Linked DNA regions of Homo sapiens: all the other regions are linked to region 3. A link is a contact called in ENCODE Hi-C or POLR2A ChIA-PET data. All regions are on one chromosome and are shown on one strand. The core of a region is the stretch at or near the end of the contact, and the rest is flanking DNA. Distances in the headings are between cores, read along the strand shown.

Region 1 (3,384 bases), core at 161-2,660, 1.2 Mb before region 3:
TCAAATTAATAGAAAGTTACTGAAGATAGTAACCCAGCTTTTATTAGTTTTATAAAATAATCTTCTTAAGTATCTCAGTAAGATGTAATGATTTTTTTCAAACAAACAAAAACTATGCAGTTTTTTAAACTAAAAATACAAAAGTTAGCCAGGTATGGGGGTGCATACCTGTAGTCCCAGCTACTCGGGAAGCTGAGGCAGGAGGATCACCTCAGCCTGGGAGGCAGAGGTTGCAGTGAGCCAGGATCGCACCTCTGCACTCCAGCCTGGACAACAGAGCAAGACCCTGTCTCAAAAAAGAAAGGAGAGAGAGAAAATAAGGCTTTCCAATTTTTTTTTCTTCTTTTTTAAAAATTTCAGTGAATTTCAGTCGTGAGTGACCATTCTCCCAGGAGATGGAAAGATTATTTCATTACACTAGTAAAAGCTGGGTGCAGTGGCATGCACCTGTAGTCCCAGCTGAGGTGGGAAGATGACTTGAGCTCAGGAGTTGGAGGCTGTAGTGATCTATGATTGTGCCATTGCACTCCAGCCTCGGTGACAGAGCAAGCTGTCTCTAAAAACAAAACAAAAACCTAAAGTCTCAATATTATAAAGAAATGCAAATTCATCTACAAATGCAATTCCATTCTAATCAAAATCACATAGAAGGAGTGGGGGAATTCAACAAAGTGGTTCTGAAATCTATCTAGAAATAAAAGATTAATATAATAGCCAAGGAAAAGTCAAAGGGGAAACTTGAGAATACTTAACCTCTTTGATATTAAATGACATTACAAATCAGGCATGCTGTCTTGTGCCTGTAGTCCCGCTACTCAGAAGGCTGAGGCAGGAGGATTCCTTGAACCCAGGAGATCAAGGCCAGCCTGGGCAACATGGCAAGACCCTGTCTCTAAAACAATAAAATAAAATGGCATTATAAACCTACAGAAATTAAAACAGGGTGATTCTGCATAGGCATTGAAAGAAAAATCAATGGAACAGAAACACTATGCAAAAAGAGTCACAAATATCAGCAAAATTTTGTATGTGATAAATGGGCAATTAAAATCACCAGAGAAAGGATAGCTTGTTTAATAAATAGTGTTGGAATAACTAATTAACAAATGTAGGCTGGGCCCATTGGTGCATGCTTGTAGTCCCAGCTACTTGGAAGGCTGAGGCAGGAGGATTGCTCGAGGCCAGGAGGTTGAGGCTGCAGGGAACCATGATCACACCACTGCAGTCCAGCCTGGGCAACAGAGCAAGAGTCTGTGTCTCAAAAAAACACACCAAAAGACAAGTGGCCCAGTTCTGTGGGCTCATGTTTGGATTGAACTTCCTCATCTCTTAAAGGAGGGCGTCGCCACATGACTTGCCTTGGCGAGGAAATGTGAGTTCAAGCAATATGTGTCATTTCTGAGTAGCGGCTCTAACCGCCAGTTTCACTTTCCCTCTGCCACGGTCCTAGAGTGATCGTGATGCACAACAGAGCCCCGCGTTGACCCATAATGAACACAAAGTGCGAGAGTGAAGTACACCTTTGTTGTGTTAAGCCACTAGATTTGGGGGTTTCTGTCATGCAGCATATCCCAGCCTACCCTGGATGATACAGTCTCTATCTCATACTTCACACCTGTTAGAGGAAAAACAAGTCACCCCAGGAAATTAGAAACATGAATGATTAGCATTTGCTGGGAGTATCTGTGCTTCCAAAGAGGGTGATAGGGAGAAGCCATTGTTTATTCAACAGAGTGAAGGACCGGCTACATAACTTGTAACTTGTGGGGCCCAGTGCCAAATGAAAATGCGCAGTCCCTTGTTTAAAAACTGATTAAAAACTTCAAGAGGGTGACAGCAGAGCATTAAATCAAGCACAGAGTCCCTCTAAGCATGGGTCCCTGGGCGTCTACACAGGTCACACACCCAGGAAATCATGAAGCATCTTTGGCTGTGTCTAATTGACATGTCTGCATCCTCCCTTTTCTCCTGAGCCAGTTTCTACTGCTCTGCCTCAGATTATACTTCCATGGGGCAGTGAGGTTGATGTCTGTGTGTCATTCATGAAGTGTTGATACAAATATCACCTCAGTGAAGCTAAGCCCCCAGGCCCCATGCTACTTATCTCTGATCCTGATTCATTTTTCTCCTTAATACTCACTACCATCATAGTATATATTTCACAAATTTATCTTACTTACAAGTATTTCCCCTAGTAAGATGGAATCCACAAGGGCACAGATTTTTTTTTTTTTAGTTGAGTCTTGCTCTCTTGCCCAGGTTGGAGTGCGCTGTTGCAATCTCAGCTCACTGCAACCTCTGCCTCCCAGGTTCAAGTGATTCTCCTGCCTCAACTACCCAAGTAGCTGGGACTACAGGCGCCTGCCACCACACCCTGCTAATTTTTGTATTTTCAGTAGAGATGGAGTTTCACCATATTGGTCAAGCTGGTCTTGAACTCCTGACCTCAAGTGATCCACCCACCTCAGCCCCCCAAAGTGCTGGGATTACAGGTGTGCGCCACCATGCCCAGTTAATTTTTGTATTTTTAGTAGAGACGGGATTTTGCCATGTTGACCAGGCTGGTCTGGAACTCCTGACCTCAGGTGATCCACCCACCTCCCAAAATGTTGGGATTACAGGCGTCAGCCACCACACCAGGCCAAGGACCAGATTTTTGTCTATTTTGGTCACTGTGTAACCTCAACATTTAGGATAGCCTGTCAGATAGCTGGGACTCAGTAAATGTTTGGTTTTTGTTTTGTTTTGTTTTGTTTTTGAGACAGGGTCTTGCTCTGTTGCCTAGGCTGGAGTGCAGTGGCACAATCTCAGCTCACTGCAGCCTCTACTTTCCTGAGCTCAAATGACCCTCCCACCTCAGTTTCCCGAGTAGCTGGGACTACAGGCACATGCCACCATGTTCAGCTAATTTTGTTTGTTTTTTGTAGAGATGGGGTCTCACTATGTTGCCCAGGCTGATCTCGAACTCCTGGGCTCAAGCAATCCTCCTGCCTTGGCCTCTCAAAGTGCTGGGATTACAGGTGTGAGCCACTGCACTCTGCCAATATTTGTTGAAAGAATGTATGAATGAATTTAAAGAATATCAATTGACTGGGCATGGTGGCTCACACCTGTAATCCCAGCACTTTGAGAGGCCAAGGTGGGTGGATCACCTGAGGTCAGGAGTTCGAGTCTAGCCTGGCCAACATGGCGAAACCCCGTCTGTACTAAAAATACAAAAATTAGCCAGGTGTAGTGGCGCTTGCCTGTAATCCCAGCTACTCTGGAGGCTGAGGCAGGAGAATCGCTTGAACCCAGGAGGCAGAGGTTGCAGTGAGCCAAGACTGTACCACTGCACTCCAGCCTGGGCAACAAAGCAAGACTCTGTCTCAAAAAAAAAAAAAA
Region 2 (3,335 bases), core at 762-3,261, 1.2 Mb before region 3:
TAAAATAATGGTACATATTACAATTGAAGGCATCTTATAATAGAAATGCCCTTTCCTGTTCCCTTTTAAGGCTGACCCAGTGCTTTAAGAGGCTGATACAGAAGGGTAAAGTTAAGTCTCCACAAAATCCAGGGAAGAGACTGTGAAACTCATCTTAGAACCTTGTATGGAGTCACAGCTGAACTAGGAAAAAAAAAAAAAAAAAAAAAAGGAAAGAAAGGCATTCCAGAGATAAAGAATAGACTAAGGAGAGGAGATATTTGAAGCCATAATGATTGAGAATATGTCAGACTTGAAATGAATCTTCAGTTCCCTCAACAAGACAAATAAAACTAACTCCATACCTAGATACATGGTAGAAAAACTAAAGAATTCTGCTGACCAAGGTATTAAAAGTAACTAAAGAGAAGTGGTGTGAAGAAAGCAAGAGAGAAACAACAAATCCTGTCCATCCTGTAACAATTGAAAATTTCTGGCTGGGCGTGGTGGCTCACGCCTGTAATCCCAGCACTTTGAGAGGCCGAGGCAGGTGGATCACCTCAGGTCAGGTGTTCAAGACCAGCCTGGCCAACATGGTGAAACCCCGTCTCTACTAAAAAAAAATAATAATAATAATACAAAAATTAGCCGGGGGTGGTGGTAGGCACCTGTAATCCCAGATACTCGGGAGGCTGAGGCAGGAGACTCACTTGAACCTGGGAGGCGGAGGTTGCAATGAGCTGAGATCGCGCCACTGTACTCCAGCCTGGATGACAGAGCAGGACTCCATCTCAAAAAGAAAGGAAAAGAAAAGAAAAAATATTAAATGTGTACGCTCTTTGACTCAGCTGTATTACTTCAAGGAGTTGATATCACCAAAATTGCCTAAGTGCTCAAAGGTGTTTGTAGTTAAACAACAGGAGATTGATAAATTATGTTATATACATGTGATGCTATGTTTTAAAGAGGTACTGATATGATAAAAGATGTACGTGGCATAAAATTAAATGTACTTTATTAAGTACTTTTCCAAGTGTTTACGGAATGAGTGCATTTTTGAAAAAAAAAAAGTGTATTCGAACTTTTAAAAAAGCTTTAAAAGCTTTATACAATGAACGATTGAGTGATTATAAGAGCTGGCGGGGGAATGTTAAGAGGATGATAGGGAGCTAAGTTTAACAGAACAATTCACCTCTTTATCTTGTGACACCTACGAGCGCATCAATTCTGTAATTGAAAAATAAAGTGCATATTTGCAGCAGCTGTACTCTCTTCAGGCTGCAAGGAGGCTTTTCCTCCCGGTAGGCTTGATTTGCATTTCACTTTCACTTTCGTGGCTGGAAACTTTCTACCCACGTAGTGGGAGGCTGAGGAGCCACCATAAAGCTGGGGCTTGACGAGCCGGGACCGGGACCCGATCTCCACATATGCCCGGACTTGTTCTGCGGCCGGGTTCAGGAGTCAAAGAGGCGGGGAGACCTGCGCGACGCTGCCCCGCCCTGCGCCCGCTTCCTCCAATGTATGCTCTAGGGGGCGGGCCTCGCGGGGAGCATGGACACGATTGGCCCTAAAGTCTTCCCCGCAAGGCCGTGGGCTGGACAGCGTGGTGACGTCGCAACGCGGCGCAGGGTGAGAGCGCGCGCTTGCGGACGCGGCGGCATTAAACGGTTGCAGGCGTAGCAGAGTGGTCGTTGTCTTTCTAGGTCTCAGCCGGTCGTCGCGACGTTCGCCCGCTCGCTCTGAGGCTCCTGAAGCCGAAACCAGCTAGACTTTCCTCCTTCCCGCCTGCCTGTAGCGGCGTTGTTGCCACTCCGCCACCATGTTCGAGGCGCGCCTGGTCCAGGGCTCCATCCTCAAGAAGGTGTTGGAGGCACTCAAGGACCTCATCAACGAGGCCTGCTGGGATATTAGCTCCAGCGGTGTAAACCTGCAGAGCATGGACTCGTCCCACGTCTCTTTGGTGCAGCTCACCCTGCGGTCTGAGGGCTTCGACACCTACCGCTGCGACCGCAACCTGGCCATGGGCGTGAACCTCACCAGGTGAGCCTCGCGGCCCCGGGAAGCCGGCCCCGGCCCGCCTGCACCTCCGGTGCTTGGCGGGAGCGCTTTCGAGCCTAGCCCTCATTGGCTGGCGTGGGCCATCCGCGCCTTCTCATTGGCCTGCCACGCAGTGGGGTGGGGCCCAGCTGAGCGCGCGGTTCGGAAAAGCCCGCGCTGGCTGCTGCGCGAACCTGCTTTTTCGCGCCAAAGTCACAAAGCGGGTGGTGGCGGGAAAATCAAGGGTTTTTCCGCAGTGCCAGGAACACTGTTCCAGGGCTCTTTGCTCACTAAATCCTGTTGGCCTTGAATGGACGCTTTAGCTGTGGCTTTCTTGTTTCTGAGACGGTCTCGGTGTGTTGCCCGGGCTGGTCTCCAACTTCTGGGCTCAAGCGATCCTCCCGGCTCAGTCGCGGTTGACTTTAAATGCTTTATAATGCCCTTGCGAGAAATGTGGCAGCCTGTCATCCTACTTAGTGGCAGGAGATTGTTTCTATCCAGAAGGGACACTGCTGGTGGTATTTTAGTATAAATACTGCCAGATGCGTCCCAAAACGTCTGCATTAATAATGGCATCCTCCAGCAGTCCGCTTACCCTCCACCAGTTCTGAGACGGCCTGATGGGTGAGAGTGGTAACCCCTTCTAACCGCGTTCGAAATACAGCCCTTCAGCAGACGGCGTTGATTTTAAAGCATGTGTCTCCTGTCTTCTAGTATGTCCAAAATACTAAAATGCGCCGGCAATGAAGATATCATTACACTAAGGGCCGAAGATAACGCGGATACCTTGGCGCTAGTATTTGAAGCACCAAGTAAGTCGTACCTTTTTACCGAGTCACGAAGCTACAGAAAATCAAAACTCTGTGTCAGTATTTCTCAAAAGCATCTGCTTTCTTTTGGTAGACCAGGAGAAAGTTTCAGACTATGAAATGAAGTTGATGGATTTAGATGTTGAACAACTTGGAATTCCAGTGAGTATCAGTTTCTCATTGTAGAGAGTGCTGTACACAGGCACGATAGTTATGTCATAGAATGTTTGTTTATTTTTACAGACAGGGTCTTGGCTCTGTTGCCCAGGCTGGAGTGCAGTAGTGCCATATAGCTCTCTCTAACCTGGGATTCCTGGGCTCAAGCAGTCCTCTTGCCTTAGTCTCCTAAGTGGCTAGGAAGGACTACGGGCCTGTCCCACCACACCTGGCTAATTTTTTCATTTTTGTGTGTGGGCGTGGGGGCAGTCTTGCCCAGGCTGGTCTGGAACTCCTGGCCTCAAGTGATCCTCCTCCGTCAAGATATGTTAATATAATTTAAGCCTACTTCAT
Region 3 (3,716 bases), core at 1-2,500:
CAATGAAAGCAAGATAGAGCGCCTGGCAGCATTCCCCAGGGGCCAGACATGGTGGCGAGACTCCAGTTAAGTGTGCAGCACAGAACACATCAGAAAGCATTCTGGGAGAGGAGGGCTCTGCAGTCACCCATCTCAGACCAGCCCTGAGCCTGAAAACACCACTTTTGACCAGAGTTCCTTATTTTTTTCAGTTAGTGAACATGCCAGCAAACAACTGAGGGAGACAAGAGAAATTATGTGGTAGACAAGACTGAAAACAATTTTATGACATGAAATGATTTTAATTATATTTCAATCTCATTGTTCATGATCTAATGATGTTCCTTTTAGGTAGTTTCTTCCTCAACGTATAGCAGATGCCCTAATTTTTCATACTAAAGGAGCAATAAAATGCTACCCTTTTAGTGGTTCTGATTGTCGTCCATACATCTGAACTAGACAACCACCTCTAGATGGCCAACTCCTATCACTAGCGTACCTTTAATCTTCATTTGACTCAAGAAAATTCAAGTTCCATTAGAGATGGAAATTATTTCACCACTTGCTACTGGCATTATTTTTAACAATCAAATTACCATAAATTGTATATAAGCTAAAAAATGCATACTGTGAGAAAATCCTGCTCAAATTTGTACGCTCCACCTCCAGTGGCACAAAAGACAGTGTGGAGACTCGAGAAGTTTTTATCTCTGCCCATTTGAATAAAAGCAGGCATGTCATGAGTGGGAAAGCGTATAAAGTGCAGATTGCCTTTGCGTCCACACAGAGTCAGGTCCTTCAGCTCGAGGTGCACGTCCCGAATGCCTGTAGACCCATAAGCCACATTGGAGGTCAGGTACTTCCGAATGCTTTTAAGACTTTCCACTTCTTCCTCTTCTTCTTCAGCAGTGATGTCTTTGGGTTCAAAATATACCAGCTTGACCAGAGTTCCACCGATATCCAGTCCAAACCATGGAAAAACTAAATGGGGAAGAAAAATAAGTCAGAACAGCTTTTTTCTGAAAATTAAATTTACCCTTACCACAGTAGCAACTTATTTCAAACGCTAGGGTTTCCAAAGAACATAATTCTAGGCAAAAGGGTTTTGGGGCAAAGAAATGTGATTCTGTCTTGATTTAGATGCATAACTTAAAAAAAAAATACTACGGCAAAGACGAAAAAGAAAAATATCAAAGTATTGAGCCAACCCAACCATTCTGTCAGACAAGCGCAAACCGCACTATGAAGTGTTTTAAAAATAACAAGATGACTACTCGTAAGCCTCAACTGTGAAAAACAAAGATTCAGAATGAAAATCTCTCTTTCCTATCGGCTTAAAAAAAAACATTGAGACTTCAGAGTTCTGGTTTAGCAGCAAACTAGAAACAGGAAATTCCCAAACCTATGTAACATATAACCTCCAATGGTCAATTTATCTTTCAAAATCTGATATTCCAAAAATAAAAGGTTTCAATAGACATTAACACCGGTTCCCAAAATGTCCTTTAGGCCAAGCGCAGTGGCTCACACCTGTAATTTCAACACTTTGGGAGGCCAAGGTGGGTGGATCACCTGAGGTCAGAAGTTTGAGACCAGCCTGACCAATATGGTAAAACCCCATCTCTACTAAAACAAAAATTAGCCAGGCATGGTGACGTGCACCTGTAGTACCAGCTACTCAGGAAATCTAAACCAGAACTGCTTCAACCTGGGAGGTGGAGACTGCAGTGAGCTGAGATCACACCACTGCACTCCAGCCTGGGCGACAGAGTGAGGCTCTGTCTCAAAAAAAAAAAAAAAAAAAAAAGGCAGGGCTGGGCACGGTGGCTCACGCCTGTAATCCCAACACTTGGGGAGGCTAAGGCAGGTGAATCACAAGGTCAAGAGACCAAGATCATCCTGGCCAACATGGTGAAACTATCTCTACTAAAAATACAGAAATCAGCTGGCTGTGGTGGCGTGCGCTTGTAGTCCCAGCTACTCCGGAGGCTGAGGCAGGAGAATCGCTTGAACCCATGAGGCAGAAGCTGCAGTGAGCCAAGATCGCACCACTGCACTCTAGCCTGGCGACAGAGTGACACTCCGTCTCAAAGAAAAAAAAGGCCTGAAGAGATTGGATCAAAGTGGACTGCACAGACATATGGAAGGTCCCAATTTAATGAGGGCTCAAAGTAATGATTTTTCAAATTTACAATGGTGCAATAAGCATTCAGTAGAAACTCTACTTCAAGTATTTATTGTTTTTTTTATTTTTAGTACAGTATTCAATAAATTACAAGATATTCGACATTTTATTGTAAAATAATTATCTTTTATATTATTCATTATTAAATCATCTAGCTTTATGCTAGAAGATTTTGCCCAACTGTAGGCTAATATAAGGGTTCTAAGCACATTTAAGGTAGGTTTGGCTAAGCTATGATGTTCAATAGGCTGGGTATATTAAATGCATTTTGACTTACAGTATTTTCTTTTTCTCTTTTTTGAGGTAAGGTCTCACTGTCACCCAGGCTAGAATGCAACGCCACAATCTCAGCTCACTGCAACCTCTGCCTCCTGGGCTCAAGTAATCCTCCTATCTCAGCCTCCTGAGCAGCTGGGACTAAAGGTGCATGCCACCACACCCACCTAATTTTTGTATTTTTTGTAGAAACAGGGTTTCCCCATGTTGCCAGGCTGGTCTTGAACTCCTGGGCTCAAGCAGTCCACCCAGGTCAGCCTCCCAAAGTGCTGGGATTACAAGTGTGAACCACTGCGCCCAGCCTGATTTACAGTATTTTGAACTTCTGATGGGTTTATGGAATGTAGCATAAACATCGTAAGTCAAAAAGCATCTGTACATGCTTCCCCTCCCAATCTAAATCGTAGAAATTACTAAAGATGTGGGTTTAGGCCGGGCACGGTGGCTCACACCTGTAATCCCAGCACTTTGGGAGGATGAGGAGGGCAGATCACCTGAGGTCAGGAGTTCAAGACCAGCCTGGCCAACATGGTGAAACCCCCATCTCTACTAAAAATACAAAATTAGCCGGGCGTGGTGGCGGGCACCTGTAATCATAGCTACTCAGGAGGCTGAGGCAGGAGAATTGCTTGAACCCGGGAGGTGGAGGTTTCAGTGAGCCAAGACAGCACTACTGCACTACAGCCTGGGTGACAGAGCAAAACTCCACCTCAAAAAAAAAAAAAAAAGGGTGTGGGTTTATTGATATATTTGATATATTATTTTCTAAAATAATTCTGGGAAACAAGAAGAGATAGCAGGCCGGGTGTGGTGGCTCACGCCTGTAATCCCAGCACTTTGGGAGGCCGAGGCGGGAGGATCATGAGGTCAGGAGATCGAGACCATCCTGGCTAACAAGGTGAAACCCCATCTCTACTAAAAATACAAAAAAATTAGCCGGGCGTGGTGGCGGGCGCCTGTAGTCCCAGCTACTCAGCAGGCTGAGGCAGGAGAATGGCATGAACCCGGGAGGCGGAGCAGTGAGCGGAGATCATGCCACTGCACTCCAGCCTAGGTGACAGAGCGAGACTCCGTCTCAAAAAAAAAAAAAAAAAAGAGATAGCAGCAGCAGAACTAGGTTTACAGAGGCAATAACCATGCATAAGCCTCAAAAGAGGAATGCTATTAAAACTGGGATCAGCTATGAAGGTGAGAGAGAGAACGTAGGGGTATTCTATCCAAGCCGTAGGTTCAGGGCGGCTACCATGGGGAAACAAAAGCAGGTCTGGTGCAGTGG

The links. A loop is a pair of places that touch in the nucleus more often than their neighbours do. ChIA-PET counts read pairs that join two places held with the same protein, here RNA polymerase II (POLR2A). Pooled maps may share reads with other maps.
Region 1: a loop to region 3 is called in a pooled map, with 6 times the contacts of the local background. The contact joins two enhancer-like sites. A Hi-C loop is called at or near these places in 2 of 50 pooled maps. POLR2A ChIA-PET finds 5 or more read pairs at or near these places in 2 of 52 experiments (GM12878 and activated T-cell).
Region 2: a loop to region 3 is called in a pooled map, with 4 times the contacts of the local background. The contact joins the promoter of PCNA-AS1 here to the enhancer-like site in region 3. A Hi-C loop is called at or near these places in 2 of 37 single-sample maps with no recorded cell type and 3 of 50 pooled maps.

Annotation. Positions count from the first base shown.
Region 1 is chr20:5,076,682-5,080,065 of GRCh38, reverse strand. It overlaps a transcript of TMEM230 not described here. Among named protein-coding and RNA genes, the nearest start is that of TMEM230, 35 kb to the left of the region's middle. RefSeq lists an enhancer at 1,080-1,149. Within about 2 kb of position 1,410, at least 23 of the 41 ENCODE cell types and tissues checked have a DNase peak (open chromatin) inside an H3K27ac peak, as active enhancers do.
Region 2 is chr20:5,118,262-5,121,596 of GRCh38, reverse strand. It overlaps PCNA-AS1 (PCNA antisense RNA 1), which reads right to left and starts at 2,011. Exons shown (of 1, transcript NR_028370.1): 1 at 1,628-2,011. It overlaps PCNA (proliferating cell nuclear antigen), which reads left to right and starts at 1,639. Exons shown (of 6, transcript NM_182649.2): 1 at 1,639-2,019; 2 at 2,731-2,828; 3 at 2,920-2,987. The coding sequence starts at 1,799. It overlaps LOC124900464 (small nucleolar RNA SNORA26), which reads left to right and starts at 58; the gene lies at 58-180. RefSeq lists enhancers at 1,106-1,555, 1,686-1,855, 1,304-2,184, 2,296-2,445, 2,185-3,065 and a silencer at 2,046-2,105.
Region 3 is chr20:3,905,170-3,908,885 of GRCh38, reverse strand. It overlaps PANK2 (pantothenate kinase 2), which reads right to left. Exons shown (of 7, transcript NM_001386393.1): 2 at 608-960. Among named protein-coding and RNA genes, the nearest start is that of MIR103A2, 10 kb to the left of the region's middle. RefSeq lists enhancers at 2,069-2,148, 2,870-3,370. Within about 2 kb of position 1,250, at least 9 of the 41 ENCODE cell types and tissues checked have a DNase peak (open chromatin) inside an H3K27ac peak, as active enhancers do.